Regions from separate parts of the Mus musculus genome. Here regions 2 and 3 are each linked to region 1. The links are chromatin loops, found by intact Hi-C in ENCODE. Cell type or tissue: left cerebral cortex. All regions are shown on one strand. Each heading gives the region's core, and the rest is flanking DNA. Links, peaks and the distances in the headings are about the cores only. Region 1 holds the start of Gm30189 (predicted gene, 30189). Region 2 has its middle 61 kb from the start of Gm46781. Region 3 has its middle 55 kb from the start of Gm52540.

Evidence for each region. Peaks named below come from ENCODE experiments on the same cell type or tissue, not always from the same donor. Only the 100,000 strongest peaks of a DNase experiment are listed, where the experiment ranks them.
Region 2: a loop joins it to region 1, with 2.4 times the contacts of the local background. A loop is called at or near these places in 16 of 42 quality-filtered maps.
Region 3: it touches region 1 in a loop (3-fold over the local background); 16 of 42 quality-filtered maps call a loop at or near these places.

Annotation. Positions count from the first base shown.
Region 1 is chr2:174,323,811-174,334,445 of GRCm38, forward strand. Gnas (GNAS (guanine nucleotide binding protein, alpha stimulating) complex locus) reads left to right here. Exons shown (of 12, transcript NM_010309.4): 2 at 10,402-10,474. Gm30189 (predicted gene, 30189) reads right to left here and starts at 3,577. Exons shown (of 4, transcript NR_166448.1): 1 at 3,336-3,577; 2 at 2,084-2,340; 3 at 1-155. In left cerebral cortex, for the core only: CTCF peaks have their summits at 5,211 and 5,899; DNase peaks (open chromatin) are centred at 3,641, 3,893, 4,857, 5,333 and 6 more places; H3K4me3 peaks cover 5,349 bases; H3K27ac peaks cover 3,575 bases.
Region 2 is chr2:174,540,984-174,551,618 of GRCm38, forward strand. No RefSeq gene overlaps it. Among named protein-coding and RNA genes, the nearest start is that of Gm46781, 61 kb to the right of the region's middle. In left cerebral cortex, for the core only: a CTCF peak has its summit at 6,440 (motif pointing left); no DNase peak of the experiment used is centred there.
Region 3 is chr2:174,527,387-174,538,021 of GRCm38, forward strand. No RefSeq gene overlaps it. Among named protein-coding and RNA genes, the nearest start is that of Gm52540, 55 kb to the left of the region's middle. In left cerebral cortex, for the core only: a CTCF peak has its summit at 5,513; a DNase peak (open chromatin) is centred at 5,518.

The sequences.
Region 1 (10,635 bases), core at 1,123-9,122:
CTCTCTGCTAGGCTGGTATCCCGTTGAAGCTGGTGTGCCCTGGGTAAATGGAGCTGCCCTCTCTTCCTTCTGCACGTTGCTCATGAGGCCTGTGGTTCATGATTATGCTGCTCACATCTTCCTAGTGGATCTTTCTCTTCTTTATCTCTTGCTGTCTAGAGTGGTTAGCCAGGAGAATCAAACACCGTTTAGAGTTAAATTTCAAAGGGAAGAGAGCTCCTATAATCTCCTTCCAGTCCCCTATTTTATACGTTATAGGGAGGGGAATTAGGCTTGTTTCTCGTACAGGTGGCACTTGCCTATCTGGGTCACAGATAGTCAATGAAGGCTACAAAAAAAACCAAACCAAACCAAAATGCACACACTGAAAAAAATGGGTCCAATCACCTTGGCCAGTTGGATTGAACTAGACTGAGATTCTATTCTAAGTTAAAGATATATTATTTGAGGATTAGCTGATGGATATTATTCAACTGGGAAATTTCACGTGCTTAGTTCATTCTTCAGTAGTTGACTTAGAACTTGTGAAATGACATTTAAATATCTAATGTAGAATGCATGTTTGGAGTTACTTTGTAGTTGAAATACTAACCAGTGGATATGACATGAAAAAAAAATGTCATGAATGGTCATGACATTGGATGTTTTAAAATTTAAAATTTTCTAGTTCTGAGTATTAAAGCCTTCTTATGGAGATTAGCCAGGCCTAGAGGAGCTCCACACAGTACCTGCTTTCACCTTCAATATGGCCAAAGTTGCAAGTAACATTTATCTGCAGCCACAGTTCCAGTCATCTAGCTAATTAAAGTGCGGAATGTGCTTTGAAGATAGAATGCATCACTAAGTACTATTATTAAAGCCTTACAGCTAAGGGTTCTGTTTCAGTGGAAGCCTAGTTATTGTTTCCTGGGCTATTAAAATAATATCATAATTGTGTTTTCTCTAGGCTCTTGGAAAGTAGCTTACAATGACCCCAACTAATGAAAGGCTCAAGAAAACATTCTTGTCTTAAAACTCAGCGACATCATTAAGTAGTAATACAATTTCGAAGATTCTAACCTATAGCAATGTTGTTGCTTCTGAAAGCAGATGAAACATTCACACTCAGAAAGAAAGATACAGAAGGGCTGAGGAAAAAAAATTACAAGCCGGCAGAGTTCAAACCGCAAGCTTGAAGTGTGCCATCAAGCTGTATATTAGGTGACCCAGTATTTCAGGTTAGGAATGTGTTATTTCAACTTTTTGGCTTTAGCATGAGTCAGGGAGGAGCCTGCATCCTCTCTGCCAATATATTTTATGGTCTCACTTGGAGCGTTAAGGTTTCTGTAATGTCCACGTGTCCCTGACTCTGATGAGAACACTTTCTAGTGCAGTGTTCCAGGAATTATGGTAATTCATTTGCTTTACTTTCAAAACAATAATGTAAGTGTCTAAAGCTGCAGGGCAATCTACTAAAATCAATTGGTAACTCACAAGTTCTACACTGTGAGTTCTAACTCTGGAAGACTTTTGAAAAGCAAAACATATATGTAGCTTTCAGGGCTTTGGGCAGGTCAATGCTAGGCCGAAACCGTAGATGGTGTCAGCTAACCATACCAATTAAATAAAATCTCTTCTTTCACTTTGTGTCAAGTGAAAACAGAAAACCGAACAGACCACAAAGCAGCTTGTGTTTCAGGCTCTTGGTGTCCTTTGCTTACCTATAAACCCTCGATTCCACCTGCTGCCGTTTATTTACAAAGTAAATCCTTTCTTTATGGATCCCTGGTTAGTCATAATAAAATACAGGTAAAACTTAACAGTTAAAATTAAAAAAAAAAAAAAGCCCTCCCCCGAATGTTTAAGTTAGGAGTTGAATGGAGAGAACCCTGACTTTGTGTTACACATTTCCAGGACAATGGTCCCAATTGTGCCTTGCCTACATGTGTCACTGTATTCCATCAGACACTTCACTCTTTTTAAAGATTGGGTGTGATATTTATCTAATAGGAGAAGACCCACAGCCTCTTCATTACACTCAGCGTATGATTATGTTGTTAGTGTAGAGGCATGGAGGCTGTGTTGGCTGTTGTTAACTCCTTACCTTTTAAATACAATGTATCTGTGCCTCAGCACACTGGAAGCCGGAAGGAAGAGGCTTTTGAACAACTGGAGCGGAACCGAAATTTTTGGCCAGGTCCTCTCTCTTCTAAGTCTTTAATTTCACAAATGACAGATGAATCAAATTCAATCAAGAAGTTTTTGTTGACTGTGTGAAAAAGTAAAAGGTAGTCCCTGTCTTCAGGCTATCCCTTGCCGAGAATTAGGAACGCAAGCACAGCTGGAGTCTTCCCATCCACTCTGGTTAGGTTAAAAAAAAAAAAAAAAAAAAAAAAAAAAGAGTATCAACCTGGGGCAGTAGTTGCTTTGAGGTTTTTGGACTTTTTAAAGTGTGTGTTGTAATGAAGAGAAGCCATAATCAGCCGTGGATAAGAAGTAAATTTTGAGGACACAGAGAAAGTCAGAGACTGAGTTAAAATCAGCAAAGGCCCATTTGATAGGCTCAGCTTCCTGCTCTTAATTCCAAGGCGTCCTTGGTTACTTTCAATCGCTTTCTGTTGTTCTTTCGAAACCGTTTTTGTTTTGTTTTTAAAGTAGACTGGAGGTAGAGCTGTAGTAGCAAAGACCAAGAAAAACAGTGCGCAGGAGTTTTATATGGTGCAGCCTTTCTGACTTTTGAGGTGGTAAACTTGAGAGAAAGAGTACCCTAAAACTGCTGAGCGAGTGATCAAAAGGTGTCCTCCTAGTTTCAAAGATAGAGCTGTCCACAATAACTTATTCGAAGCCCTTCTCCCTCTCCCCTTCAGGCCCCTGGGTGTGTTTGTATTCAGAGTCTACATTTCTATTTCCTTCTCCCCAGCATCCCAAGTTTTGCGAACTGTGTTCGAAAATGAAAGGAAGACTACGTTAGAAGAGAGTTTATGGTTACTTAGCAGATCTGGGGTTACTGGCGCCTGCTTTGTCCCATTCAGGGAAGGTGCCATGTCTTAGTCTGACCCTTGGCTCGGTCCACCTGGGCACAAGGTACTTGTGGGCCGATTATTGAATGAATGAAGGAATGAATTGTTTCCAAATAGACCCCGGTGGCAGACCCTCAAGTCCACCCGAGGAAGGTGGTTCAAAATCTTTGACTTAGCCCGGTGCTCTCTACCATGTCCTAGCGTGGCCAAGGAGTGGGGCGGGACACTCTTGAGTTTTGAAACAATTCTCCAAAAAGTTCATGTTCGGTAAAGTACTTTTCCCCTTTTATTCTAGAGCCCCGTGTGGCGCCCGAGCCAGGCTACCACCTCTCCCACCTAGAAGGACTCCGTGTGCACCACCGCCATGGCTCTTCTTCTCGGCTGTTGCCTCGCCTGCATAATGCTGCCTGCTTCTTCTATCCGTGGTAGTCGGGTATACATAATACTACTTGTGAGGAGATCCGAACCCCCATATGGGGCATTGCGATTAATTAGCTCGCCGCCACCCACATCCACGAGCACGCGCCGCAGGGTGGGAGGGGTGTGCCGCCGTCCCCGCGTGCGCTATCTGGGAAGCTGAGGTAAGAAGGCGCACATGGGTAAGCGTCGTTGTCATCGTCGCATAGTTTCCACGCTGCCCAGGGCTACACCACTACACGGAAAATTGGGAGGCAGGTCTAGGAGGCGGGGTCGGGTGCCCACCGTCTTGGGCGTGCCCGTACCCCTCAATAGATTGTTCTCCGCGCCCCCTACCCACACTAGAGGTGCCCGCGCATTGGACCTCACCCCCCGCCTGCGGAGCAGCCCATTTGAGCACGTCCTCAGTGGGCCGATTTTTTGCGCGTCCCCTTCGCTTTATAGGGGCCATTGCCTATGGGTCGGTCCTCTGAAGAGGTTGGGGCGTCATCAGGCTGGTTAGAAAAACCCGCTCCGCGGCGGGGACACTCAGTCGCGTCGGCACCGCGGAGCGGGTTGCTTCAGGTGGCTGGTACCAGCGGCGCTCGCTAGCTCCCGGCTCTCTGGGCTCGGGGCTGCAGCACCGGCTGGAGCGAACCCTTGTCCCAGCGCTTGGCGGCGGCAGGCAGACGGGCAGGCAGGCGCTGCTTTGCGTGTGAGTGCGTCTCACTCACATGTAAGTCCGGGAGCGTGGGGTCTTCCCGCCCAAGTGCGAGGTGCCCGAGCAGGCAAGAGCCGGGATAGGGCAGAGGCGCCTGGCGCCGCTGCCCTGCCTCGCGCCTTTCAGGCACCCTCCAATTTTCTCTCTTTTCTCTTTTCTCTTCTCCATTGGCATCCCCAAGAGCTAACCCAAGGAGCACCTAAGGGTAATAGCAAACTCTTGTCATCTGCACCTTTGCACTTTCCTTTCTCTTGTGTTATTTTTTTTATTTTTTTTGTCTTTTCTAGACTCTCTTCCCCCCTTTTTGAGTTGTTGGGCAGTTCTTATTTCTTGCTTGCTTTTCGGTTTCTTGCTGTTGTTGGGTGTTTTTTTTGTTTGTTTGTTTGTTTGTTTGTTCTCGCTTTTTTTGTTTGCTCATCCTATTTGACGCTAACTCTTAGGCAGCCAGTCCATCAGCCCCCTACGAAGCCCGGGAAGCCGCACTCGGTGACCCCAAGACAGCACAGCGGAGACTGCAGCTGAGCCCCCCGACACGGGGCGCACAGGAGCCGGGAAGCCCGAGGCCGGGGGCAAGCAGACCGCCCGAGCCAGGCGCGAACCAAGCACCCCGAGGTGGCCGGGGCACCATGCTGAAGATGGCCATGAAGCTCAAAGCCCGAGCGGCCGAGAGCGAGAGGAAGACAGCCGCGGCTGCCGCCGAAGTGGCTGCCGAAGCTGCCGTGGCGGCTGCGGTGCTGGCAGAACCGTTCGCTTCGCAGAAGAACGGGATCCCCGCGAAGCCCCCGAAGTCCGTCAGGGTCCTCGTGAACGCCGGGCGCGATGTGCCGCCCGCAAAGTTGCTGACCGACAAAGAGCGCAAGAAGATGGAGAAGAAGCTGCTGGAGCAGAGGAGAAAGGAGGAGAAGAAGAGAGAGAAAGAGAGGAAGAAGTTGGAGAAGATGTTGAAGAAGAAGAAGAAGAAGAATGTGCCAGAAGCTCCGCCAGAGGCCCGAGGCCCCGAGGGCGCCGCCGCCACCGCCGCAGGCGAAGACGAGGGCGCCGCGCAGGGCGCCGCCGGGTTCGGAGAGGGCGCCGCCACCGGGGGCGCGAGTAGGGCCTGGGCCGAATGGGACAGTGACACTGATGAAGAAGATGATGCCTACTACGCGCCTCCCCGCGTGGGGGGCGTCGTGTGGCGGCCTGGGCCTGCCAAGGCAGGCGCACTCAGCGCGCACATGCCCCTCGTGGTGTTCCTGGTGTTCTCGGTTCGCAGCCCCTCATGGGTGCTTAACTTCCTGCTACAGAGGCGCACAGAGCAGGGCCGCGGCTGCGGCTTCGTGTTCGGGGCGACCTGCTGCTTCAGAGTGTTCCTGGGCTGCGCCTTCTTCTCCTTCCTGAGTGGTCGCGCCAAGCGCAGAGGCCGTGGGCGATCCCGGGCCAGGGGCACCGGGCGCCGGGGGCGCGACGAGCGGCTCATCTAGTCAGCCTCCCCCCCACCCCTCCACCATCATCATCTACATCGCCATCGACCACCACCACCAACACCACCAACACATCCACCACCACCACCTTCCACCACCATTGCTGTGTAGTGTGGATCTTTATTAGTGCTTGTGTGTGGACACATTTTCCTTTTTGGTTGCTCTGTCCTATGCTTAGTGCTCTCCTAGCTTTTCTCCAAGCTCCCTGCTTTCTGGCTCTCTCAGTGTCTCCCTCTCTCTCTCTCTCTCTCCTTTTCGAAATTTTCCTAAGTCCGGGCCCGCACTCCCTCCCTTTCCGCCCACCCCGGCCCCTTGGCGGCGCCTGCCCGCCCTGCTGCTGCAGGAGGAGGGGGATCGGGGGCCGCCCGGCCCGGGGGTGGAGCGCTGGCATCGTGTGAGGGGTCGTCACCACCGCGGGGCCGCCCCCTTTTCCCCCCGCCGCACGGCCAGGCCCCGGCCCCGAACTGCGGGTGGGGCGAGGGGGCGACCCCTCCGTGGAGCCGGCCCGAGCCGGACGTGGGTGCTGGGACCCCTGCCCGGCCTCTGGGCACCGCCTCCCGGCGCCCGCGCCCGCCCTCCCAGCCGCGGCCCTCCTCCTCCTCCTCTTCTTCCCACCCCCCTCGCCGCCGTCGCCTCCGCCTCCCCCCGCTCCCCCGCCCGCCGCGGCGCTTTTGGGTCGGGGCGGCGGGCCCGGGCCGAGGCAATAAGAGCGGCGGCGGCGGCGGCGGCGGCAGCAGCTCCCGCGGCTCCTGCTCTGCTCCGCCTCGGCCCCGGAGCGAGGGGCGGAGAGCCGCGCGCTTGCCTTAGTCCGAGCCGCCACCCTCCCCGCGTTCCCCGCTTTCCCGGCCCGCCCGAGGCCGCCCGCCCCGTCCCCGCCGCCCCGCAGCCCGGCCGCGCCCCGCCGCCGCCATGGGCTGCCTCGGCAACAGTAAGACCGAGGACCAGCGCAACGAGGAGAAGGCGCAGCGCGAGGCCAACAAAAAGATCGAGAAGCAGCTGCAGAAGGACAAGCAGGTCTACCGGGCCACGCACCGCCTGCTGCTGCTGGGTAAGGGCGGCCCGGGGGGGAGCGGGCCCGGCCCGGGAGTGCCGCGGGGCGACCCGCAAGGCCGCGCGCGCCGAGCCCGCCCCCCTCCCCGGCGCTCTAGCGCTCGCTCCCAGGCCCTCCGGCCCGCTGGGCCGCGCGCGTGCAGGGGGCGAGGCCGTCAAGGGGACCCCGGGGCGGAATTCGGCCGGGCGGGGGCTGCAAATTGGGCGTGGGACCCCCTCGTTCGGTCTCGTCCCCTCAGTTGGCCACACTCCCCCCCGTCCCTGGCTTCGCGTCCTCGCGAGGCCTACTTAGTGCCAGGGGCCAGGGTGCGTGTCGGGAGGGGGAGGGGAGGCTCACAGGGCCCCTCGGACTGCGACAGAGTAGGGCTAGGGACAGGAAACGGGCCGGCGGGCCCAGGGAGGGGGACCCGCCTCACTGGGGTGTGCGATTTGTTGGGAGGGGGCCCAAAGAGAGGCCAAGGCCACTAGGGGGGACTCGGGGACCTCGGCCGGGAGACTCTGGCGAGGGAAGTAGCCGCCGGGGTGGGGGGGCGGGTGACATCAGCCCCTCGGAAAGGACGGGGCGGTAAAGGTGGTGCAGAGGGGGGAGGGGGCGCGGGCAAGTCGTGGCGCCGAAGTGGGGGGGGCCAGGGAGGAGGGAGCGTGGCGGACTCTGGGCGCGACTCGGGGCGATTCGGGCAGGACCGACTGACTGTGCGCGGAGCAGACGTGTCCTGAGCTAGGCCAGGCCGTGGAAGGAAGAGAAGAAGAATCAAATCGAATAAGATCAAAAAATTAAAATTAAAATTAAAAAAAAAGTACGCAAAGTGCCCAGTGAAGCCAAATGACACGTCATTTTACAATGTGACCTTCCCCCCCCCCCCTTCTAGACTTACAGGCTTTTTTGAAAAGCAAAGAGGAGCATTAAATGGTAGCAGCTGACCCCCCAACTGTGCCCCCTCCCGTGCAGCCAACAATTAACACACAGGTTTTCCTGTTACTCGGCCTCTTTGGGAGTGGAGACACAAGTAAAAAATAAAATCCTGTTTTAAACAGACTCATAAATAAGATAAAACTGGAAAATGACATTTGTCTGTAAATGGCTTCTTAGTTTCGAAATGGCGTTTTTAAAATTTTTGTCCTTTTCAAGGTGGGAGGGGGGACTCAGCGCTCTGAGAAGACTCTGGGGTGGCAGCTGATGAAAAGACAGTAATTAGTTGTTTGGCAAGTGACATTTGCTTGTTTGGTTTTTCTTCTCTTTTTTTTCACTGCGGCTTTTCCTCCTTGGCAAAAAAAAAAATAAAAGAAAGAAAGAAAAGAAAAAAGAAAGATAAAAAGGAGGGGGGAATCCCAAGCTAAAAGGATGTCTCTCCTTACTTTTTTTAAAGTACTGGGGTGGGGGCAGCAAAAGCACACAGACACACACGAAAATTGTTGAAATGACCACAGAAACATCACACAACACTAATTAGAATGGAAACTTTCCACGTCTCAGTATTTTGGCTATCTGAATAAATTTGTGAATTCACTGGGAACAGGGTCACTTTTCAACAAAATAGTTCGATTATCAAAAATAAAATGTAGAAGGCTGTGTTAATTCGCGGTGGCGTTTGGTTTGATCTTTTTGGATGGGGTCAAGTCTTTGTTCTCCCTGGGCCACATTGAGTAAAGCAGAAAATTGTTAATAAGTGAAAATAATCCTGTTGGTGTTGGTGCGTTTGCAATTTCAGTGATTAGATGATATATGGGAAACTTCTAAAAGCGTAATTCTGCTGTAAATGTGAATATGTATACAGTCTGATTTCAAAGTACACACCTGGAAACATCTAGAATCTTCTGTATGGTTCATTCTTGCTCATATGAGTGCTTATTTAAGTTCACTATGATGTTAATGATACATCAAATTCCTAACATCTTTTTTTGTGTGTGTTTACAGTGATTTCAAATGTCCCCACTTATTTGAGACTGCAGTTCTGAGCCCACCTTGCCTCCTTTCAAGTCTCTGGTCTACATGGCTGCATTGTGCCACAATTAATTGATGACCTTTGGCACAGAAATCTGTTGCCCTGGCTATTGGCGACATTTTACATTTCTTAAAAATGAAATAATTACCCACAAAGGAAACTTAATACCCCCAACTTCCTTTTCTTTAACCCATTTTAACTTCTATCAGGTAAATTAAGTAAATTTGCAGAACCACAAAACAAACAAAAGCCTGGCAGTTATTTTTCAGCCCAGTTTTCTATTCTTACAAAAGTGGAAACTGAGGCACGGATCTAGTTCTGTCTCTGAAAAAAACCTGGTGTCACAAATGTTCCCATTTCTGAGGGTGGAGTGCTGAGGGACCTGATGAGTCCTCTGTTTCCTTCATGGAAGCCTCCCAATATTGCCTTTTATATTTAATTTATGAGAATTTTGCTCATTAGGATGGTGTTTGCTTTGAAATCAATGCTGCTGTGGAAACCAATTTTAACTTTTACAAATCTTGCTTATGGACTTGTGGAGGGGTGGAAAAGAGGAGGGGTGAAGAAATGGAGGGGTGGAGAATTTCGGGGAGGGGGAGTGTTGAACTGAATAGGGTGGGGGAGTGAATGCCTTTCTATCTGGGCACCAAAACAGAAACAATATGGAGAAAAAGAACAAGATTTTTTTAAAAATTAGATTGTTGTGGGAGGAGGGGAAAAACCATTCCCACAGGGAATACGGGCTGAAGAGTACATTTGCAGAAACTTGGTGGAAATGGGGTGGGGCTGGAGGGTCCTCCAAATACTACCTATGAAAGAAAGAAAGAAAGAAAGAAAGAAAGAAAGAAAGAAAGAAAGAAAGGTGATTTAAAATGGAGGCCTGTGTTCCTATTTACTTCCTTAGTTGGGGAAAGCCTAGAATCTTCTTATTCAGGACCTTCCAGGAATATTTGTGCATATAATTAAAGTCTTATCCTTTTTTTTTTTTAAACTCTTGGTACTGTTGAAGTTGCATGTTGCCTGATGCTCATGAGGTCTCAAGTGCCATGTTTGATAACGAAATGTGTTTATTTTTTGTTTTTTGCTTTTTTTTTTTTTGCTCCCCCGCCCCCCGCTCCCGCCCCTCTGCTGCTGACAGATAATTGATGGTCTACCATTTCCCTCTGCAACATGGTGGTTGTATCCAGAGAAAAATGTATCTTTAGAAAGATTCCTTTTGCAGGGGAAGGGAGTGGATACAGTGGATACAGTGTAGCCCTGTGGTTTTAGGGTGGACCTGAAGCATGCTTGAGAGCAGCTGCATTGTGGCGTTGGGAGGGAGGTGCTGCAGCGGGGCGTGATAGTGGGAGACTGCAGTGTCTAGGCATTGTCTGCCATTCCTAAGTATTTTAACCATAAAATGACTAACAAACAGGAAATTAGGTGGCTGCTGCATAGAGTACCTTTGACCACATTTCAATACTAAATTCACAGTTTTGACTTAAAATTTTCACCCTTCCAGTGACAATTACGTCATTCCTTCATCGCCTCATGAGTTTAAAAAACCCAAAGAGAAAACAAAACAACAACAACAAAACTCAAAAGGGAAAAAAAAAGCTATTTAAAAACAGCAGAGCCCTTAATTCTTGCTTGTTACTCTATGGTGAGATACTTCAGGTAGATGCTATGTTGGATGTGTCTGTTGTTTTTCACTGCGTCGTCATGTGAAGGAGGTTTGCAGTTGTGTCATTGTGTGTCTGTTGTGTGCTGCTTCTGCTGCTTTCCAAGGCCATCATCCAGGTGAAGTGTGACAAGCCTGTTTCTTAACCCACGCCCTCACTTTCCTTTCTCAGGTGCTGGAGAGTCTGGCAAAAGCACCATTGTGAAGCAGATGAGGATCCTGCATGTTAATGGGTTTAACGGAGAGTAAGTGTCAAATCTGAGCAGGGCACTGAGCAGGACAGGTGGTATGGACCTGGCCTGCAGGAGACAGGACGTTTGAAGGAGTGTATACTAACCTCTAGAAAGCACAGCTGCTAATTGCCACTAATCATTTTTTTCTAATTTGCATATTAGACAGCCCAAGA
Region 2 (10,635 bases), core at 1,516-9,515, 220 kb after region 1:
TCATTCCACAGCTCATTTCTTTTTAGCATGGAATAACACTTCCCTGTCTAGATGTACCACGGTTTATTTACCCTTTCGCCAGCCGAAGGGTTTCTTTTTTGCTTCCAAGCATTGATCGCTATGAATGAAGCTGCTATCCATCTCAGTGTGCGGGTTTTCCAGAGGATGTACGTTTTCAGCTCATGGATAAATACCAAGGAGTTTCACAGAATGTTTAATTTTAGAAGAAGTTGTCAGGGAGCCCTCCAAAGTGGCTTTTCCACTGGCAGCAAGTCCTAACTCACCCGTTCCCTGGTTTCTCCACTACCACCACCACCACCTCGATGGTCTTTGGCTTTGCCAAAGTTTGGATTCTGGCTATCTTGACAGATGGGAAGTGATAGTTACTCCTGCCATTTTCATTTTTGTCTCCCTAGTAAGGTCTTAGTCCAGCACATTTTTCTCATGGTTTTTTTTTGTTTTGTTTTGTTTTTTTGTTTGTTTTTTTAATCTATACACTTCTTCCAGGTGAGGTACGTGGCAAGGACAGTGGTCCATGTTTTAAAATCTAATTGAGTTTAAAGAGTCTTGGGCTGCCAGCAAAATGTTTTTCAAACAAGCTTGAAGACCTGAGTTTGGTTCCCGAGCATCAACATAAAAAGCTAGATAATCCAGCACTATGGGGATTAAGGCAAGTGGATGGTGGATTTGCTGGCCAACTCGTCTAGCGTGGGAAGCTCCAGACTCACTGAGAGGCCCTGTCACCACCTCCATTGGGCAGTTGATTTCTTGAAGTTAGTGCCCCTGTCTGAATGGAATTTTGTATCTTGCAATAATGAGGAACACTCCCTCCTCTGCATCTATGGCTGTGAACTTCTGATTTTATTTAACCTTTTTGTCTGTTTGTTTTTGAAACAGGGTCTCTCTATGTAGCCCTGGCCGTCCTGGAACTCACTATGTAGACCAGGCTGGCCTCAAATTCATGGGAGAGCCACCTGTCCCAGCCTTCCAAATGCTGGGATTAAAGGTGTGTGCTGCTGTGTCTGGCTTTTTCTTTTTAAAGATTTATTTATTATTATACATAAGTACACTGTAGCTGACTTCAGACACACAAGAAGAGGGCGTCAGATATCATTACGGGTGGTTGTGAGCCACCATGTGGTCGCTGAGATTTGAACTCAGGGCCTTTGGAAGAGCTGTCAGTGCTCTTAACCACTGAGCCATCTCGACAGCCCAGGCTTTTTTTTTTTTTTTCAAACCTTCTAATTCAATGCATCCTATGACTTGGTTTTAGCATGTTGAGCTACCCTTGTAATTCCAGCTGGCTGTGATGCATATCCTTTTCTACACTGTTGAGTTTAATTTACTATTTTTTCTGGTTTGCTGTCGTCCAGTTGCCGATTCGCCTTCCTCTCTTTCAGTCCACCTCGGCTTCTCCAGGTGGCTGCCTTCTTCTCCCGTGAGTGCTGGCAGACAGTGCACTTGCCGAGACTGTTCCTGCTTGGGCTTTAAAGGGAGGAGTGCAGAGGGCATAGGGCTGTGCATTTATAAGAGACAGTCAAGCGGAGTATCAGAATATGCCGTAGAGATGCATATTTTATGTCTGTGGGATCTGTAGTGATGACTCTTTCATTTCTGTATGTTGTAATTTGTATTATCCTCCTTTCTTCGTATTGGTGAACATCACTGATCTTTGCATAGAACCAGCTTCCGGTCTTATTTATCTACCCTATGAATTTCCACTTTTCACTGATTCCAGCTTTAATTTCAATATATGTACTGAACATTTGTCTATTTGTTTTACCTAAGTACACTGTCACTGTCTTCAGCCACAATAGAAGAGGGCATCAGATTCCCTTACAGATGGTTGTGAGCCACCATGTGGTTGCTGGGAATTGAACTCAGGACCTCGGGAAGAGCAGTCAGTGTTCTTAACCACTGAGCCATCTTTCCAGCCCCATTTATCTATATCTTTATCATCTATCTCTATCCCTGTCTGTCTGTCTATCTATCTATCTATCTATCTATCTATCTATCTATCTATCTATCTACCTCTTCCTCTGATCTCTTTCTTCTGGCATCTTGAGGAAGATGTCTTCAGTTTGTGTTTTCCTCCTTTGCCTACTGCAGTCTTTGTCTGCTGTGCTACAAACCCACAGATGGCAGCCTTCATTTGTGTCTTAACTCTAAGTTGGAACCCTCACATCTCTGCTGCCTATCTTCTCAGGCTGAGTAGTCATTCATTGAGGTTTTTAGCAGTGTGGCCCTGGCTGTTCTAAATTCCCAGCCTGATAACTGCAGCGTCTCTGCCTCACCCGAGTCTCACCCTGGCCCTTGCTCTACCTCTGCAGCAGACCTGTATCTCTACACTGTACACTTTGTGGGTGCTCTTCGGTGATGTCCATGTGAGTGTCACAGTTGTGGGAGTTGTGGGATGATGGAGATGTATATTTCCCTTCTCCTTGCTCAGTTAAATCCCAATGAGTACACAGCACACTGAGCTCTGCTAAAGGCTTTCTCTCAAGAGAGGCCCTTGCTAACATAATGGAATGCTATAGAATTGATAAACGTGGTTCCTCTTCCCATGCCCCGGTGGGAGCACAATGGGGTTGTCTCCACCCTGGAGACAAATGGGTCCAGTTCACAAAGGTACAGGGATCCTAGATGGCCCTTGCATGCTCTTAGTTTTGGTCAACTTGACACAGAGTCACCAAGGAAGAGGGAACCTCAACAGAAGAGTTGCCACTATCTGACTGGCTTGTGGGCATGTTTGTGGGACATTATCAATGCTAGAGGGCCCAGCCCACTGTGGGTGCTGCCGTCCCTAGGCAGGTGGGCCTGGGTTGTATAACAAAGATACCTGGGCAAGCTAGTAAGCAACATTCTTCATGGTCTCTGTTTCTTTTTCTGCCTCCAAGTTCCTGCCTTGTCTTCCCTGGGATGATGGAAGGACTGTAACCTGTAAGCCAAAATAAAGCCTTCCTACCCAAGCCGGTTTTCGTCAGTGTCTCATCACAGCAACAGGAAACAATTAGGACTATGGTCCCTCTGAAGCCCAATGTTCCTTGGCATGCTCACACCCAATCTCCAGCAACTCATCAATGGCAGCTGATGCTTCACCCTGGTGCTGGTCTCCAAAGAGGCCTCTGGTCAAAGGCATTTGCTCCACGATGGTGAGGGTTTCTGCATCTTAGCATTGGGCTACACACATTGCTCATGGCAAGTCAGTCCTTACAGAGTGATCAGAGCTATGAGTGCCTTGGCTTTACAGATGAGTGTTGTGTCCGGCCAGCAGATCACAGCCTGGGTTCTAGCCTGGAAAGGCATTTTGGAAACCTGGAAGAGAAGAAGGGCTAGGTGGGCGAGAAAAGGATGCTGCTAAGACAGGCATTCTGATCAAAGCTCAATTTTACTATTCCAACACGCAGTTATGAAGGAGGGGAAGGAGGGGGGGGGCGATTCCCGCCAAATAGTCCTGGGGTTCAGTAGCAGGGTGACCACGTGTATGGCTCTGAACAGCAAAGCGGCAGGTTCCAGCAGTGGGCGTGGCAGAACGATTGAGCTGCAAGCTCCATCCAGGTGTAAACAGTGGAACCATTAAGGCTGGGGGAGGGGAGGCTACAGATGAGAAAATGAAGGTTTACAGGGATTATATCACATGTCCATATCCCTAAAGATATGCTACCAAGATTTGAACCTGAAGAATCAGGTTGTGGGTACCCACAGAGACAAGCAGTTTTCTAGTGTCAAGATTACTGTTGAAGTAGCCACTGGCTTATTTTCTCAGGCACCATAAACACCACCTCCAGAGCAGTGGATACACAGTTTCTTATTGCTCCACTCAGAAGCCTCACTGTCCATGATGGGACCTGATACACAGGAAATGCTAATCAATGTTCTTGGAGTAACTGATTTTTATGTTGTTGCTGATCTTGCTTTGAGATTTCTTTTCTTTTCTTTTCTTTTCTTTTCTTTTCTTTTCTTTCTCTCTTTCTTTCTTTCTTTCTTTCTTTCTTTCTTTCTTTTTTTTTCTTTTTTCTTTTTGTCTTTATTTTCAGAAAACCAAGATTGCACTTCACATTGTCAGTTCAGGGCAGGAAGAGCTTAGAATTTGCTACTTCTTCCTCACACCAAATAAAAAGTCGATCAAATGGAAACATCCAAGACTCTTCTTAAGTCTATAAGAAGAAGGGCCAAAGGGCAGGCTGCTGCCTCTATAGATGTCAGGTCTGCAGGATCAGCTGTCGACAGTGCTTGCTCACACTGCCTTCATCAGGCAGGGGAAGCACAATACTGGTTTTCTAAAGAAAGAAAGAAAGAAAGAAAGAAAGAAAGAAAGGAAGGAAGGAAGGAAGGAAGAAAGAAAGAAAGAAAGAAAGAAAGAAAGAGAGGAAGGAAGGAAGGAAAGAAGGAAAGAAGGAAGGAAGGAAGGAAGGAAGGAAGATAAAAGAAAGGAATATAGAGAAGTCTCAAACTGATACCAGCAATATAAAAATCAGTTACTCTGCAAACATCAATTGGGTGCCTTGTGTGTGCTGGGTTGTGTCTTTGGAGTTGATGCTTCAGAGTGGGGCGATGTGAAACTATATCCAAGCTCTCCTGGTGCTGGGTGGTATCATTTAGTGGTATATAGGGAGCCTGTAGATGTAACCCCCTGGTAAGCCCACAGTAATAGGCTAGTGGCAGGATCAAATCCCCGCTGGATCACTTGATCTGTTGTGGTTCTGCACACAAGAACAAGAGAGCCGAGACTCATCCCTTCAGGTGCTGGCGTTTGCCTTCTACACAAGCGCCACTGGGAAGCTACTTTTTATACTGAAATAGGAAAATAGCAGGCTGGGTGGATAGCAGAATCCTTAAACGTGGTCTTGCTGAAGTGAATGGTGTGTGTGTGTGGTCATGTGGCGTGGTGGTGAGGGATGACGAGGCAGGAAGAAGGGAAGGGCTCAGATCAGGAGCGACCTTCCACAGGTCCTTAATAGTAGTAGGTCACTGACCCCCCAAAGTCAGCGATTTGGACATCTTGCAGTATTTGCAGTGATTATTAACTTCTTATACTATTAAAATAATTTGATTTAAATAGAAATAAGTTTTTGTACTTAGAAAATCTTTTTTTTTCCCAGAAGGAAGCATCATAATTCGTCTATACGTAGCCATGAAATGTCCCTGGAAAAATAAACAATGGCCGTTAAAATGAGGAGATGTGTGTATTGCGTGCTGTGAAAGCCAGCTTGAGTAGTGCTCCGGACTGTGGATGCTTGGACCTGCATGCTTGGACCATGTTGATGAGTACAGTAGGAAGCTGCTGAGATTGCTGACTGGAGGCACAGCACCCCGAAGGCTAAGAGAGGGGAGACATCATTGGGAGTGTTGCTGGGGAGACAGGACAAATGCCTCAACTGGAGAGGGCTCTAGGGACAATGTGAGACAGTCATGAGACCTGGAGGCACAACACCAGCTAGATGGAGGGACAAGGGTGACAAATTAGTCAAGGAAGACCTTCAAATGCATGACCTCCAAGAGCTGAGATGTCTCTAGCACTGCCTGTTAAAAAAGCCATTGGACAATCTTCACAAACTTCGGAAGTCCCATTCAAGGGCAGGGTCAAATGCTGCCACTGGTGGGTGGGGCCTCAGGGTCAAATGCTGACATTGGTGGGTGGAGTCTTCCCCTTCTTTTCCTGAACCAACCATTTTTATTCTGGAGGCTCTTAAGGGAGCAGGAATTTCCATCCCTCTCTGGCTTGGCTAGTGTGGAGCTTCTCTGCAGACCGGTGGGTTCAGAGTACGGGGGTTCCTCTTCATTATATAGTCTCTATTTGCATTAGGCCCACGTCTGGTTTTTCTAGGGTCTCTGTGGGACCCGGCTCACTGGGAACCAGCAGTCTTTGCTGTAGTATATATACTTTGCTCCTTACAATTGTATGCTTTCAGATCCACTCCTATACATGACTATAGATATGAGAGAGCTTTCTGGGTGGTAGGAAACAGGACTGCCCTAATTTCTAGGAGGCTGCAGTCGAGCTAGGTGGAGTGCCTTCTGTGCAAGCAGAGGACCTAAGATCCACCCCTGGTACTGGAATTAAAAACTTAGGCACAATGGCACATGTTTGTAATACTAGGGCTAGAAAGGCAGAGTCAGGTAGATCTTTAGTGCCCACTGCTAGCCAGCCTGTCCTACTCACTGAATTCCAGTCCAGAAGAGAATCTCACAAAACAAGATGGAGCATTTCTGACCTCTGACCTCTGACCTCGCCATGGGAACCCTCACACAGATCAACACACACACACACACACACACACACACACACTTGTTATAAAAGGAAGAGCATTCATAGCCATAAAGAGGAAAGTGAGAGTCTGTGGAATGAAGGGGTTGGCTGGAGGGCAGACCATTGGCAGACAGCAGAGATTGCCCCATGTCTGAGTTGCCATTGGGCTGTCCTGCCCCCTAGAGGACACAGAAAATGCCCAGGAGCACTTTGTTATTATAGCTCTGGGGAGGGTACCTGAAGCGCTGTTCACCCCACAGCGCCCAGGACACAGGTCCTATGTCACCTTCACCAAGGTTGAGAGGTACCCTAGAGGCCCTCCTGTTGGTAGTTTTCCTGTGACCTGTATCCTACATGGATCAGAAGTGAGAGCCAACCTGCTGATCATTTGCCCTCCCTAAAAGACCTTGGCTGTGAACATAACCTTTTGGAAAGTTTCCCTTTGTGTATAAATAACCCCTGTCTTTATTAGAATATTCTGCAGGGTAGTGCCACACTCGCTCTGGGCTGAATGCATTACATTTGTATTTCCTTTGGAAACTGTTATAGCAACACAAGAAAACTGTGAAGTGTGCGGGGAGGGTAGCGATGGGGCTGCCAGGACCTGGGAAGGCTCCAAGAAGAACACGATCATAGTCCCCATGGTCCCCAGTGGGTGTGCCTATGTGGAAAGCCATGTCCTCTTCCAGGGTTCTCCCCAAGGATTCCTGGGCTCTGGCTGGCTTGCATAGTGTCTCCTTGGCGGGTCTCCTTGACTCAGCCTTTAGTTTTCAACTAGGTGAAGGTGGGTATCATTTGGCCCCTGCTTCGGGCTACCAGGTCAAAGGTCTGACCCAGAGACCTGCTCTTTGCAGAGCTGGGAACTTTGGCTTGGTAGAAAGCACTGTGTTCGGGGTGGGTTGCACACTGGCCACAGGTTTTCTCAGACTCTTTCTAGAGACCTTTTGTTCCTGTCTCATTGGGTTTATTTGTGGGCTCATTTTCTCTCCCTTTCTGGTTATTTTTGTTTTCTTATGGTTGTCGTAAGCTGAGGATGGCTTGGAGATGGGAGACATGGAAGACTCAAGTGAGGGGCACCCTTGCCGTGACTCAGGTAGTCACTAGCATGTGGGCCAGCCACTCCCTCTCTTCTTTAAGCACAGTCAGCTTGTATCTGCAGGTCATAGTGATGCTCCAGGGACAGACCTGCCTTTGGAAGAGATAAGACCCCAGGACCCATACTTCATTCTGTAGAGAAAGGCTCTTTTCTTGACCTTCATCCGTCCATGGCCCTTTCACACCATGATACACTCAACGTGTGAAATACTGATGAGGTGACTCCAGAGTCACTGTATTCGCCCTTGAGGTCAGAAGCATGGGCATGAGTGACAGGTCTAGATTCTGGACTCTTCCTACCTAGAGGTAAAGAAAAGGCCGGGTAGAGGTAGGTTGTCTAGGCCGAGGCATCTAGAACCTGTGTCCCTTTGACTTGCTTTGTCCACGTGTGTAATCCTTTCTGGATTGCCATGCTCCTTCCCATTCTCTTTCCTGCCAGACCACCAGGGTGAGGCACACCTCACTTTTGTCTGAACCTGAACTGAAACCAGCACATAGTCTGCCTTTTGATCTCTGATCTGCCACCTGCCAGTACTGCTGCTGTCTAGAGTAAGGACTCCAAATAGGGGCACCACATGCAAGGGTGAGCTTGACCTTTCCTCTTGGCTACCCTGAAAGTTGATGTTTGGACAGCCTGTAGCTCGAAGGCACCAGGTCCAAGGTCTCTGCAGCACTCCTGACCTTTCCCTCCCTGTGTGCCACAGCTGTCTGCTGCAGCCCGTCACGGCATATTGCATGGAGGTATAAGAAGGGAAAAGGTGAACGATCAGAGGAGGAGAGCACACATGCAACCACCTCCCTGGGGAGGTGGCACACACAGCTTTGTGGGTATCAGACTCTGGGGCATTCAAGGTCTTCATGGCCTTTGCACTTCACCTCCACGTGTCCTTCCATCCCCTTTAAATGACCCCGAGAGGTTCGCTAGCATCCAACACAGAACACACATGTGTAAATAGCTGTGTCACTCTGTTTGGGGGCTCGTGGGAGGACAAGGAAAGTTTGTGCATGCTCAGGACACATGAATTAAAAAAAATATGTCCCATAGGGCTGAAGAGTTAAGGTGGCCACTCTTCAGGAGGACTGGGGTTCTGTTCCCAGGACCCACTTTAGGTGGCTCATAATTGCCTGTGACCCTGGTTTCCATGAGCACATGTGGTAGACACATCCACACATATAAGTAAAAAATGCAGGTTTTGTGTGTGTGTGTGTGTGTGTGTGTGTGTGTGAAATCCAGGTGCAGAACATAGTAGTCAGCAAGAAGGACATAAAGCTAATTGTTTTTCAAGTTTTAACTCTGTCGTTGATTTCTAATTCCTCTCTCTCTTTCTCTCTCTGTCTGTGTGTGTGTGTGTTAGATAAATGCATAAAAATTGAAGTGACCATGTAAAACCCACTGTGACGCTCTGCAGCTTCACAACGGCTACTATAGCTGTATAGAATTCAGTCCAAGACTTTGGATCTGGATAATCCCTTTGCATAATATTTTTTTTTATTTACAAGTTCCTCACAATAAAGTTTTAGTTAAAAAACAATCTTTTAAAAAATATGCCTCACCCTCAGTTGGTTGAATCTTTAGGTATGGAGAGCCAACTGTATCCTCCCTCCCTCCTTTCTTCCCTCCGTCCTTTCCTTCTTTGAGAAGGAACTCTTGGTGTAGCACTGGCTGGCCTGGAACTCACAATTCTCCTGCCTCTGATCCTTGAACTCCTGCTGAGACTGCAGGTGAGAGCCTTGCACTCACAGCTTTCTGATGCACCTTTCAGTGAAGCCTTCTCCCTCTGCCCCCCAAGACCAATTAGCCATAGTGCCTGACACTGGTGGATGAATGGTGACCTCCCTCTGCAGAGAAACTGTGAAATGCAGATTCGCTGTTCTGATAAGCAGGAGCTGTGTAGGACGGGCAAGCCCTCCCCCACCATCTCCCTTCTTCCTGAGGTTGCTGCTGTCCTTCATGTTTATGACCTGTGGCTGCATCCCTCTCTCAGCTCTGCCTCCATGACCACATGCCCTTCCATACTTCTTGGGTTCTCTCCTTTTTTATAAGGACATGAGTCCTATTGAACTTAACAACAAGCAAGGTTACATTGGGAGGTTCCAAGGAAGGATGCGAGTTTTGGAAAGGCACCACTCAGCCCATTGCAGGAGTCAGTGCTTCTGCTCTGACCCCCTCACAGGCATGGACGCTGGCCCTCCTCTGGGCCCCCCAGGCATCTTGTGTGCAAGCTGCCTTTGTGCTTGTGAGTCCTTCATGGATCAGAACACAGGGCACTCTGACTTGGTCTTTCTGTGACTCCTAGCCTCTGAGGTTAAGCCTCTCTCCTTTTCTTGCTGGATTTTGAAGTAGGCTAGAAGGTAGGGAATTTATTTTCTTGTTCTAGGTAAGTCCAGACAAAGTAAGCCCTGAATATATAAGGCTTTGCTTACTCTTGTCGGGCACTCAGGCCAGCACTGGACACGCTGATCTTGTGGACACTACCGGTCTTCCCCTCACTGCATCAGGACATCTGCATCCCATGTCCTCTTGCCCACCCACCCCCGGCAATACCGACTTTGGACTAATTTCTTAGGATCTATGCATCTTGAGCCGTGGTTTGAACCTATTTGGGGTTTGGTAACTGAACTCAAAGCCTACAAAAAAATCCATCTGCAGTCGGAGGTTCTGACTGTTCAACCCAAAGGCAATTCAGACTCAAATCACTGCTCTGGTCTGAGGAGTTTGTGACAGCTGTCACCTGAGAGGTAATGAGGTCCTCACCAGAGCCTTCATTCTGTACATGCTTTTGAGTCTGCACACACCTTTGCATGTTGTACTGCCTGGGGCTGCCTGACATACCTCACTCACATTCAGGCCAGGGCGCATTATGAGTTACTGTGCTTTAAAAATAGTACATATGAAGTTTGCTGCTCTTACAGAAGCAATGGTTTAATAATAGAAAACAAAGATTTAAATTTTCCCACTGTCCTTCCTCAGCATGTATCAGATTAGTCTTATCTTGGGATTGTGCTGTGTTAGTATCTTTGGTTTTAAATACTGTTGTTTGAGCATGGAGTGAGGAGGGACTTAGGAGACCCCATCCCCCAACAACACACACACACACACACACACAAACACACCCCTAGCCAAGAAGCTATTGACAGTTGATGGCTTCTGGGAGACAGAGAATTGGTTTTTTTTTAAGGGTGTGGATCTTAGTGGTCAACCATGCTCCAGTGGATAGCCGTACAACAGAAGATTGTATGGGTGGTGTAGGCTGGGCTCGGTGGGGCATCAGAGAAAGAGGACATTAAGT
Region 3 (10,635 bases), core at 1,368-9,367, 200 kb after region 1:
GAGCAAACATGTAAATTGAATTTGAATCTAGGTAAAAACACCAGGGATAGAAATATGTGTCCTTATCCCCACAGCTGGAGAGACAGAGACAGCTAGATTCCAGGGACTTGGTCGCTCTCGCTCTTGCTGCTCTCGCTCTCCCCCTCCCCCTCTCCCCCTCTCCCTTCCCCTTCTCCCCCTCTCCCCCTCTCCCCCTCCCTCTCCCCCTCTCCCTCTCCCCCTCTCCCCCTCTCCCTTCTCCGTCTCTCCCTTCTCCGTCTCCCCCTCTCCCCCTCTCCCCCTCTCCCCCTCTCCCCCTCTCCCCCTTTCCCTCCCCCTTTCCCTCTCCCCCTCTCCCCTTCCCTCTCCATGAAGGCTCTTACTGAACTTGGAGCTCACTTATGTGGCTAGGCTAACTGGCCAGTGAGTTCCTCCGATCCTTCTGTCTCTGTCTCCCTAGCGCTGGGATTATGTCTGTATACTGCTATGCCTGGCTGTTTTGTGGATTTCAGGGATCCTCACCCAGGTCCTTATGTTTGGATGACAGGCACTTTATCCTCAGAGCCGTCTCCTCGGCCCCTTTGGCTGATTTTTAAAAGGCAGAACCCAGCTGCTGCATACCCTACTTTCAAAGATTTATATTTTGATTATTGGTACCTCTAAACAGACAGGAAACAAATGATTACATGGGCTGGATTCATAGTACTTCCTTCAGGCCTCTAATTTAACTTCTTGCAAATGAAACACGGATCAGCCAGAAAGTTCATACAGCTTCAAGTGAAATCTGTACAGCCCTTTAGAAGGTTTTACATAGGACAAGACAGATATTAGGTTGCAAATATAACAAATGTGTACATGTTTTGAACTTTGAAAGAACAAGCAGACTGCTTGCCTGAGAGTGTACAACTCCAGCAAGTGGTAAAGGCTGTATTAGCTTGTTCCCGTGTGTGTGTGTGTGTGTGTGTGTGTGTGTGCGCGCGCGCGCGTGTGTGCACATGTGTGTAGTAAGCTAAGAGGCCATTTAAACAATCAGGCTGATAAAAGTTTTACACTAAATTGTAAGGGTGATTTATAGACCACAAGAAAATATGCGACTTTGCAGCTTATTCAAAAGTGATCAAATACAATTAAAATATTTAATTTATTTGTTAGTAAATAATCAAGAAAAACAAATGCTAGCACAGTAGAAATAAACATATAAAACTCATATCACTGTAGTCTTTTCTTTTCTTTTTTTTTTTTTTTTTGAGATGAGACCTCTTGTAGTCCAGGCTGGCCTTGAATTCACTATGTAGCCTAGGTTGGCTTTAAAGTCCTGATACTTCTGTTTCTAACTCCCTGTTGGGGCTACAGTTACACTTCCCTGGGTCTGGCTATAGCTACACTCTTAACATGCATATTTCTGGAGTGTCCTCCAATATTAAAGATGCTGCTGGAGAAAGGCTGTTTAACTAAAGGGATGACCTGTAAGCAGGTTCTATAAATAAAGTTTTATTGACACTGGACTACACCAGCCAATTGATATAAGGCCTGTATCTGATTTTATGCTTCAAAGGCAAGGATCGTCATGACGGCAGAACCTACTTGGTTGTTGAAAAGTCTAAAATATTTCCTCTCTGGCCATCGACTAGAAAGTGTGCTGACTCTTGGCTTTTACTTTTATCCCAAACAGCAATACTCTGTGTGTGCTTTAAGTGTGTCCACTGACAACCCATTTTGCTGGGTTTGCTTTTGTATACCCAGGACAAATCATGTATATGTTCTAGAACTCATCAATGCTAAGGAAAAACAAAACAAAAAACAAAAAAAGCCAAGAGAGCATCCAGAACTAATCATGTTGCAAGTTTTTTTTTTCCCTAAAAATAATTTAGGCAGAGTGTAAACAGAACATGCCATCCGTATAAATAATAAAATACCAATTCAGAGGTAAAGACCAGCCACCCTCAGGCTGCTAGGCTAGCAGTAGTCACAGGAAGAGCTAACTTCACTCAAGCCCCAACTCTCTCTCCCTGGTTCTGCGGACGTCTCATCCAGGGTGCCAGGGCTCTTGGAAGAGTATTCAACCAGGTAGGAGGAAAGCCTGTATTTGTCCACTGTTTCCCAACAATGAGAAGATATGAAGTCATGGTGTGGAGTTCAGATTTTAACTGCACAGATGTAGCCAGCAGCTTCTAAACTTGCTGTTTTCTTTAGCGTTCTGTGCTCATAATACGGGCAATGTTGACAAACAAATTCGATGATCAAAGTGTGGTGTGTTCGTTTTCCTATGTGGATGCGAGTGGAAGCTCAGTGCCCTCCTCGACCTCTACACACCGTATTCACTGAACCTGGAGTCTGTCATTTCCACTGGACTGGCTGCCAGCAAGACTCTGGGATCCACCCATCCCCACCTCCCAGTCCTGAGCTTAAGAGCAAGCACTGCCGTGCCTGATTTTTATGTGGGGGCAGGGATCCGAACTCAGGTAGGTCACCATGCTTGAGCAACAGGAGCTTCACCCACTGAGTCATTACCCCTGCCCCCAAACATGATCTTTCGTTTTGTTTAAGACAAAAGTCTCACTCTGAAGCCTTGGTTGGTCTGGAACTTGCTTATGTAGACCAGGCTGGCTTTGAACTCGTAGGGATCCACCTGACTCTACCTTTTGAGTGCTGGACTTCAAAGCATGGACCACCTTTTAAGCTAGGGATTAAGTTTCTTATAGAAACACCTCTTTAGGTGGGCAGAATACTCTGGAATGGGCATCAGTCCCTGGTTAAGAACATCATCAGGGGTGCCTTGCTTCTAAGACTTCCCCAGTGGTTGGTCCTAGTGGTTTTAACTCAAACTCTTCCCCGAGACTGGGACAAATTGGCTGGACTCCGAGGCTCCTTGGCCCAATGGATCCACAGCACACAGTAGAATGTCTATGTCTCCCAAATTGGGGAGCTTGGATTTTAATTCACATAGCCTTCAATCCACAACTTCTTTGAAGCCCAGTCAGGTTGAGCTCCAGGTCTTTTCTATATGAACTATGCTTGGAGCTAGATTTGCCCTAGAAACATCTATTTGTGGAGAGCCTCAACATAGAGTTCTGAGTTCTGGGGACTGGGACCCACTTGGCATTAACCTGGCAACAAGTCACCTTGAACTGACAAGTCACCTTGGGACAAGTGTCTCGTGTCTGTGGCCATCAGAATTCCTAGGCGTTCCATTTGTGGGACTGTTAGGAAGAGCAGCCGATGTAGCGCCTGCTCAGGGTCTGGTACTTCATGCATCTCTGGAAATGCTGTCATGCCTTCATTTTCATTTAAAAACAAGAGAAGGAGGAAGGGAACTCTGAATGTCCATTTTCCATGTGTGAGTCCCTGAGAGTCTTGATGGATTCTTTGAAAGGATGAGGCCGTATTCTTAGCCTGTGGAAGCCATGCCTTGGATTTTTATCTCATTGGATACTCAGGTTCCCATGGGGTTGAGGGGCTCACAGGTGCTCCCCTCTAGGTCGATGGTAATGTGTTGATTGGTACTCCTTGTAGGGGAAGCACTGTCTCGAGGAATTCTAATTTCCCCAGGTCTCCAGACCCTTGGCATACTGAGGTCATGGCCACAGTTATTGTTGGTGATGACATGGAGTTTTCATGGCTCTGCCTCTGAAGCCTACTCTTCTCAGGGCCTCTGGCTCTCCTGTTGGGTTCCAAGAGATCCTCTGTGTCTCAGTGTGTGTCATTCCACGTGGCATTGACCCAACTCTACAGGAGAGGGAGTTGGGAGCAGTATTGTGTGCATCATGCATTTTGGAAAGACTCTATTAACACCTCCATTTCCCCCCTTTGAAAAACAGCTTTACTGTGGGATGGAAAATTGTTTTGCTTGCTGCGGAATCACGAAGACAGCAATTTGGATCCCAGCACCACATAACGAACCAGATGACCCCAGAACATCGATGACTATCTCTGAAGGGTACAATGCCCTCTGCATGTTTCTGTTAATGCTCAGGGACAAGCAGTCTCACACACAGACACACACACACACACACACACACACACACACACACACACACACATACAGAATAAATAAGGAAACATAAATATATAAAATAAATATGTAAGGGTGCTGAGGAGGTGGCCCAGGGTGTGAGAGCTCTTGCAGTACAAGTGGGAGAACCTTGACTTAAATCTCCAACAACTACATAGAAAGCTGGGCGTGGCCCCTGGCAATCCCTGAGTCCCAAAGATGGAGGTGCTGAGAATCACTGGAGGTTACTGGCTTCCAGCCCAGCTCCAGGTTCAACGAGCAACCCCATCTCAAGGGACTACAGTAGAGAGTGACAGAGTGCTCAGCACCCTGCTCTGACCCTCACACAGGCACAGCTGTTTCCCTCCGTGCTACACATATTCTCTCACACACATGCATAAGGGGAAGCAATAGCTTTATTTATTGAAATAAAGCCAACAGAATGTAAAAGTAACCAGTGCAAAGTGAACAATCTGCCAGCATACTATGCATCAAGATGTCCTGTAGTCACAACTTGCTGTAACCTCAGTTCCACCTGGATCTATATTTTTCCTTACAGAGCACATCACTAGACCCATCAAATCTCCAGGCTGGCCCTGCCCACCCACCCTCAGTGCAGCTGGATTGTTCTGCTGAGCATGGGCCACAACCACAGAGTGGGATATCACTCGGCATGTCTTGTCCTCCTTTTCTGAGGCCAGTGCACACCAAGCGCCTGTCAGAACTAGGCTCCTGTTTATGGGCTGAGGACATCTCACTGTGTGCGCACACCACCACCATTTATTTGCTCACCCGTCAGTCGAAGGACCGTTGGGACATTCTCACCCTGCAGCTATTGAGAAGGGGAATTTTTTTTTGAGGAGTTTTTGCTTAAAAACCCCTTTTTAAATGATTAGAGCATAGAGGCCTTGGATGGTTCATCACTGCACAGTTCTGTGTTCAACTTTCCAAAACTGCTGCTTGTGCCTGTTTTAAAGCAGTCCTTTCTGCTGTTGAACGATAACAGTCTATTATGTATTCAAGAGACTCTACCCCATCAGACACAGCTTGCACTGTTTCCCACCTTTTTCTAAGGCCTTCTCATTCCTGTTACCTTTGTCCTTTAGCAGAAATCAGGCTCATGGAGGTACACGCAACTGCCTAACAAGGTTGTCCCCATCAAGGGCACTGCTGTGCCGTTCAGTAAATGTATGCCGCCATACCGACAACTTGGAATCCACATGCATAGTGCTGAAGACCAAACTGAGAGTCCTGTGTGTACTAAACAGGCAAGTATCATCCTCAACTTGAGAGTGCTCTTCTCAGTGTCTGCTGTGTGTCCAGGGTGGCCATCGCACTACGGCTTTGTTTTAAAGTAATAACTGCTCTGCACGGCACCAGCTGAGTGTGAAGAGTTGGGGGAAGGGATTTCTATCGTGTGTGCAGAAGCCGCTCAGCCTGCGTTGTCAATATATTCTCTTAGCAATTTCTCCTTCCTGGATTCAGCTGTAAAGGTGAGCTTGCTTCAGACGTGGACTCTGCTGTCCCTGCAGGAAGACTGGGGAATGTCAGGCAGCCCTGAGCTGGTAGCACTGCAGAGGCTACCGCAGTGCACCAAATTTTCCACTTCCGTTCTCCTACATGCGATTTAAGGAGAGAGAGAGTGTCAAGCTGATGATACGGCTCAGAGGTTAAAGGTGCTTGCTGTCCAACCTGATGACCTGAATTTCATTCCCGGGTCCCATGTGGTGAAAACAGAGGAGAGAACTGACTCTCTGTAAGTAGTTCTCTGACACACCCCCACACACATACATATGCCAACACTCACATATACACACCATACACACACACACACACACACACACACACACACACACACACAGAGGCACATGGGCATGCACTCAGGCACACACACACACACACACACACCCCACACATACATACACACACCAACACACACACACATACACACACCACACAGAAATGCACACACACACCAACACACAAACACACACACACATGCATACATACACCAACACCACACACACACACACACAAACGACATGTATACACATGCACACATACAGAGAATAAACAAATAAATAAACAAATAAAAGATACAGGATAAGGGCTGAAGTATTCCTTTAACAAGGCTCTTCTCTAAAAGCAAGAGAAAACAGGACTACTGGTTTATCTCTTGATCTCTCAACAACAAAGAAAGTTATTATTATTATTTAAAAGAAACAAATGTATACACATGACTGCCTCCTTCTCATGGCCCACCTGCGTGTGGATGCCTGTCCTTACCTCAGACACACCCTTCCACGGGGTTGTTTTGCTTCTGTGGCTCCCCTGTCCCTGTGCTTCAACTAATATTTGGACCCTTTTTGTGAGGAGGGTTGAGCGATACAAGTTTTAAAACTGATGGTAGAATTTATACAATCTGCATTCTGCTTTTGTGGCCCAATATAGAAAACTGTGTCAATTACGAACAAAAGAAGTTTGTCTTGGCTCACAGGTCTAGAAGCTCAGGAGTTCAACCCTGCCTGGTTCTGGTAAGCGCCTTGTGCTGCGTCAGACCATAGTAGAGGGTGTCACGTGACTGCCAGGGCTTCAGCTCATCCAAAGCCCTTTCTGTACTAGCTCATTGCCTCACAGCTGAGTCCATGAACCAGCCACTCAATGGTTACACCTCGCTGGAACCCTTGATATGTGAACGAAGAATTGAGCTTTTAGCATGTGAAACCAGGGCGTAGTCTCAAACCACAGCAAGGTGTACAGAAGGACTTGGCTGGCTCATGGTTACTAGGGCACACACTGGGTTGCTGGCAGAGGATGCCCTCTAAATCCTATGATGAAAACAGTGATCTGTGTTGGCCCGTAGAAATGACACCTCTACACCTTGACGCTTAGGCCAAACACCCCTCAGTCTGAGTGTGGGGAAGAGAGCAGGTTGGCAGATTGCTGAGGGTGCGCAGGCTCGCAGCTCTCAGGTTTACCTCACAACATTGACACAATGTGTCGTTGTGTTTGTTGTCTGCACTAGACATGCACTCAGAGCCTTGGCCAGTCTTCACATCGTTGTTTCCATAATGTCCCTGTGATGTCTAAACAGAAGGGGTCACTCGTCATGTGTGTCCAACGATGCAGGGGCATCAATTTCCGCACTCAAGACGCTTTCGAAACACAAGGTCGCCAAGTGCACACATGCTCGCTCTCTCTCTCTCTCTCTTTCTCTCTCTCTCTCGGTTTTTATACTGGATATCATATAGGCCAGATTTGTCCTGAGCTTTCTCTGAAGTCAAGGGTGATATTGAAATTCTGATCTTCTTGCTTCTACCTCTGGAATGCTGGGATTATGGGTGTGCGCTGCCGGGCTGCATTTGTGGGTTGCAGAACCCAGGGCTTCCTGTATGTTAATCAAGCATTCAGCTGACAGAGATATATCTTCAGTCCTAACTGTCATTTTGTTTGTTTGCTTATTAATTAATTAATTTATTACTTATTTATGTATTTGAGATAGTGTTTTCATATAGTCCAGGCAGGTTTGAACATGTGGTGGAGAAGCCACCAATGACCTCTTGCCTCTACCTCCTAGTGTTGGGATTCCAGCAGATGACACCACATCGTGTTTATGTGGTGACTAGGACTGAACACAGGTCTTGGTGTTTGCTAGGTGAGCCCTCTTATCAGCCGAGCTCTTCTATCTGCCTCCCATGATTTACATTCTTAGTGTTTTTTTTTTCAAGGTAAGGTAGTACTTAGCACCAAACCCCTAAATGTTCAGGTTGATAAAGGAGAAATTCAATAGTTTTGGGCAAATTAAACTCAAGGCAAGGTACTGGGTTGGATCCTAGGTATGAAAGCATTGTTTTCAAGGACACTGGGGCCCCGTTGGCAGAGGCAGCGGACAGAGAGGACTCCACACGCATTGTTTTTCTGGCTTCCCAGCCTCTTATTCTTTCCCTGGTTCTAACGTAGGCAGGAGGCGTATATCGATGCAAAAGCTCTTGAATTTGATAAGTGTATTGTGATTACATCAAAGACAACCTTTTTTCCCTAGGAGATAGATATGCAGGTATTTAGGGATAAAAGGACATGATGTACGGAATTCACTCTCAAATAGCTCAGGCAGAGAGCGTTTTATGATAAAAACAAGCGTGGTGAAATTCATGTGATTGGTGCATTTGTGTAAAAGGGTACCGAAGACACTCTGTAATATTCTTCTAACTTTCGCGTCTGAATGATCTCCAAACAAAAGGCTAATAAAGTTGTCGATCCTAAGATTATGAGAGTTGCTTGTGGACCAGCTGTGACTGGAGACTACAGGGAGCAGAGCACAAGGACGTAGTAGTCGGAGTAGAATTTCGTCTTTCACCCATCCCTCTGCCTGGTCCTTCCCCTCCACTTGGTTCTGATGTTCTTTCATTGTAAAAGTGTAGACATGAGTGTAGGACCACTTGCTGCATTTCTCACTCTATTCCCTCAGTGCTTCAGATTCTTGATAGGTGCACTTGGCCAGACGCTGAACTCTGCCACGCTCGGGGTGTTTGATCCGTGGTTGCAAAGGCAGGTGATGTGCACAGAGTGATTCGGAGCTCCAAAGTCAATGCAGGCTTTGGATAAAGCCAGAGACCTGAGCTCCTCGCTTCCTGGGGGTCGCTTCCCTGTGTTTCTCGGCAGACCGTTTTAATTTCCTCCTTACAGAGTCATCAGGAAGTAGAGATTGGAAATCCAGTAGACACACTGTCCTCCGAAGAAACTGACATAGTGGGTAAAGTCACACAAGCATTCACATGAAAAGAAAAGCTAAGCCTGGTGGTGCAGGTCATAACCCCGTTTCTGGGGTTGTGGGGACACCTGACCCATGGGCTCAGTGGCCATGCAGACTAGTCTATTGGGAAGACCCACATTCAGCAAGAGTCTTACCTCAAGAGTAGAGGTGGGGAGCAATTGAGGAAGACATTCTCTGTTGACCTGATCTCTACGGGCCCACCCCATTTCTATGAAACAGTAAGAGACAGGAAGAAACCATAGAGCGTTTGCCCAGGCCTGCTCTCTTGATACTCTGTATACAATTCTCCAGTTATGTGAATACTCCCAGAAGGGAGTAGATTCGCTTCCATTTTTCAGTGTGAAGTTGAGGCACAGAGAGATTTAGTCATCGGACTCAAGGTATTCAACAGCTCAGCCAGCACTGGACCTAATGTAGCTGACACCGCAGCTGGGTTACAGCCTGTCTGACAGCACACAAGGTACTTATCCAGGCTGTCGGTGGGCAGGCAGGATTAGTTACAGTCACACCTAGGACAAAGTGAAGATTGGTGCCCAACAGCCTAGAGTGGTGCTATCTGGCATGTCCTAGCCACACTGCCGCTATTGCCCACTTGTGCATCATTAGTTCACAAGGCATGTTTTTGTGCAAACAATGCACTGGCTCTTTACAGTCTAATATGCATACAAATAATCTGTCTTAATAGTTTAAATAGTGTGTAGGATATAATGAGTATAACAAGCTGCCTCAATGAAATTAACTTGCCCTTTAATTATACTTTTGTTTGTTTGTTTGTTTGTTTGTTTTTTGTTTTTCGAGACAAGGTTTCTCTGTATAGCCCTGGCTGTCCTGGAACTCACTTTGTAGAACAAGCTGGCCTCGAACTCAGAAATCTGCCTGCCTCTGCCTCCCAAGTGCTGGGATTAAAGGTGTGCGGCACCATGCCTGGCTTAATTACACTTTTAAGAACAAACTTAAAGTAACAAATTCAGCTTGTGGTGAAGGCCTCTTGGCCTAGACTCAGAAACAAAAGCCAGGAACTTCAACTGTCAGGCTAGAGAGGCTCAACCCGTTTCAGGAAGAAGAGAAGAGGTGAAGGCGGTTTGAGGATGAGACGCAAGGATACACAGAGTAACTGTCACATTTCCATGAGCTCTCCCTCCACAGCCACAGACTCTCGTGTCACATAGAAATCCTGCGTTGGCTGTATAATTGGTTCACATTCTGGATGAGTGAACACGACCTTTGTACCATGCACCAAAGACTAACAGGGGGCTTAGACATGACCGTGTCTACCACCTTCACCGTGAGGAGAGCTTTCAACTATGCTGCCCTCAGACGGAGGCCATACCCTTTCACATCCAGCGTTTCTCTCAACGTGAACGTACAGTGTCAGTGGGTTGGTGGCTTCTAGGGCTCCAGCTATGCCTGACGAGGTATCTGTGACCTCAATTGCCCATCTGTATGTTTGTCATTTGTCCCCACGGGCAAGGTGTACTAGCAGGGTAAAGGTAGAAAGCCCTTGATGATCTGTGAACTCTTCTGCACCTGGCTGTACCTTTCTAAACTCATCTGTTATGGTGTAGAAACTTCTGTGCTGGCCTAGAACATCCACCATCTCTCAAGACCAGGCCTCTCCTATCCAAGCTGTGGGATTCCACGCTTAATCCTGTTTGGAACCACTCCAGTTGTCTCCCCTCTGGTCTGGGCTATGGTCTACCTCAACCTGGCAGGCAGGAGGGACTCTGCTGGTTTTCTGTTTCCAATCTGACTCGGTTTGATCCTCCCTCTACAAGGTAGTGGGTGTTTTTCTCAAGTTTGTACATGTGGGGATATTGTCGCAGCGCTAGGCTCCTCTAGGTGATCCGGGGAAAGACACCCTATTGATGGACTCCTTCACCCTCCTTGCTCA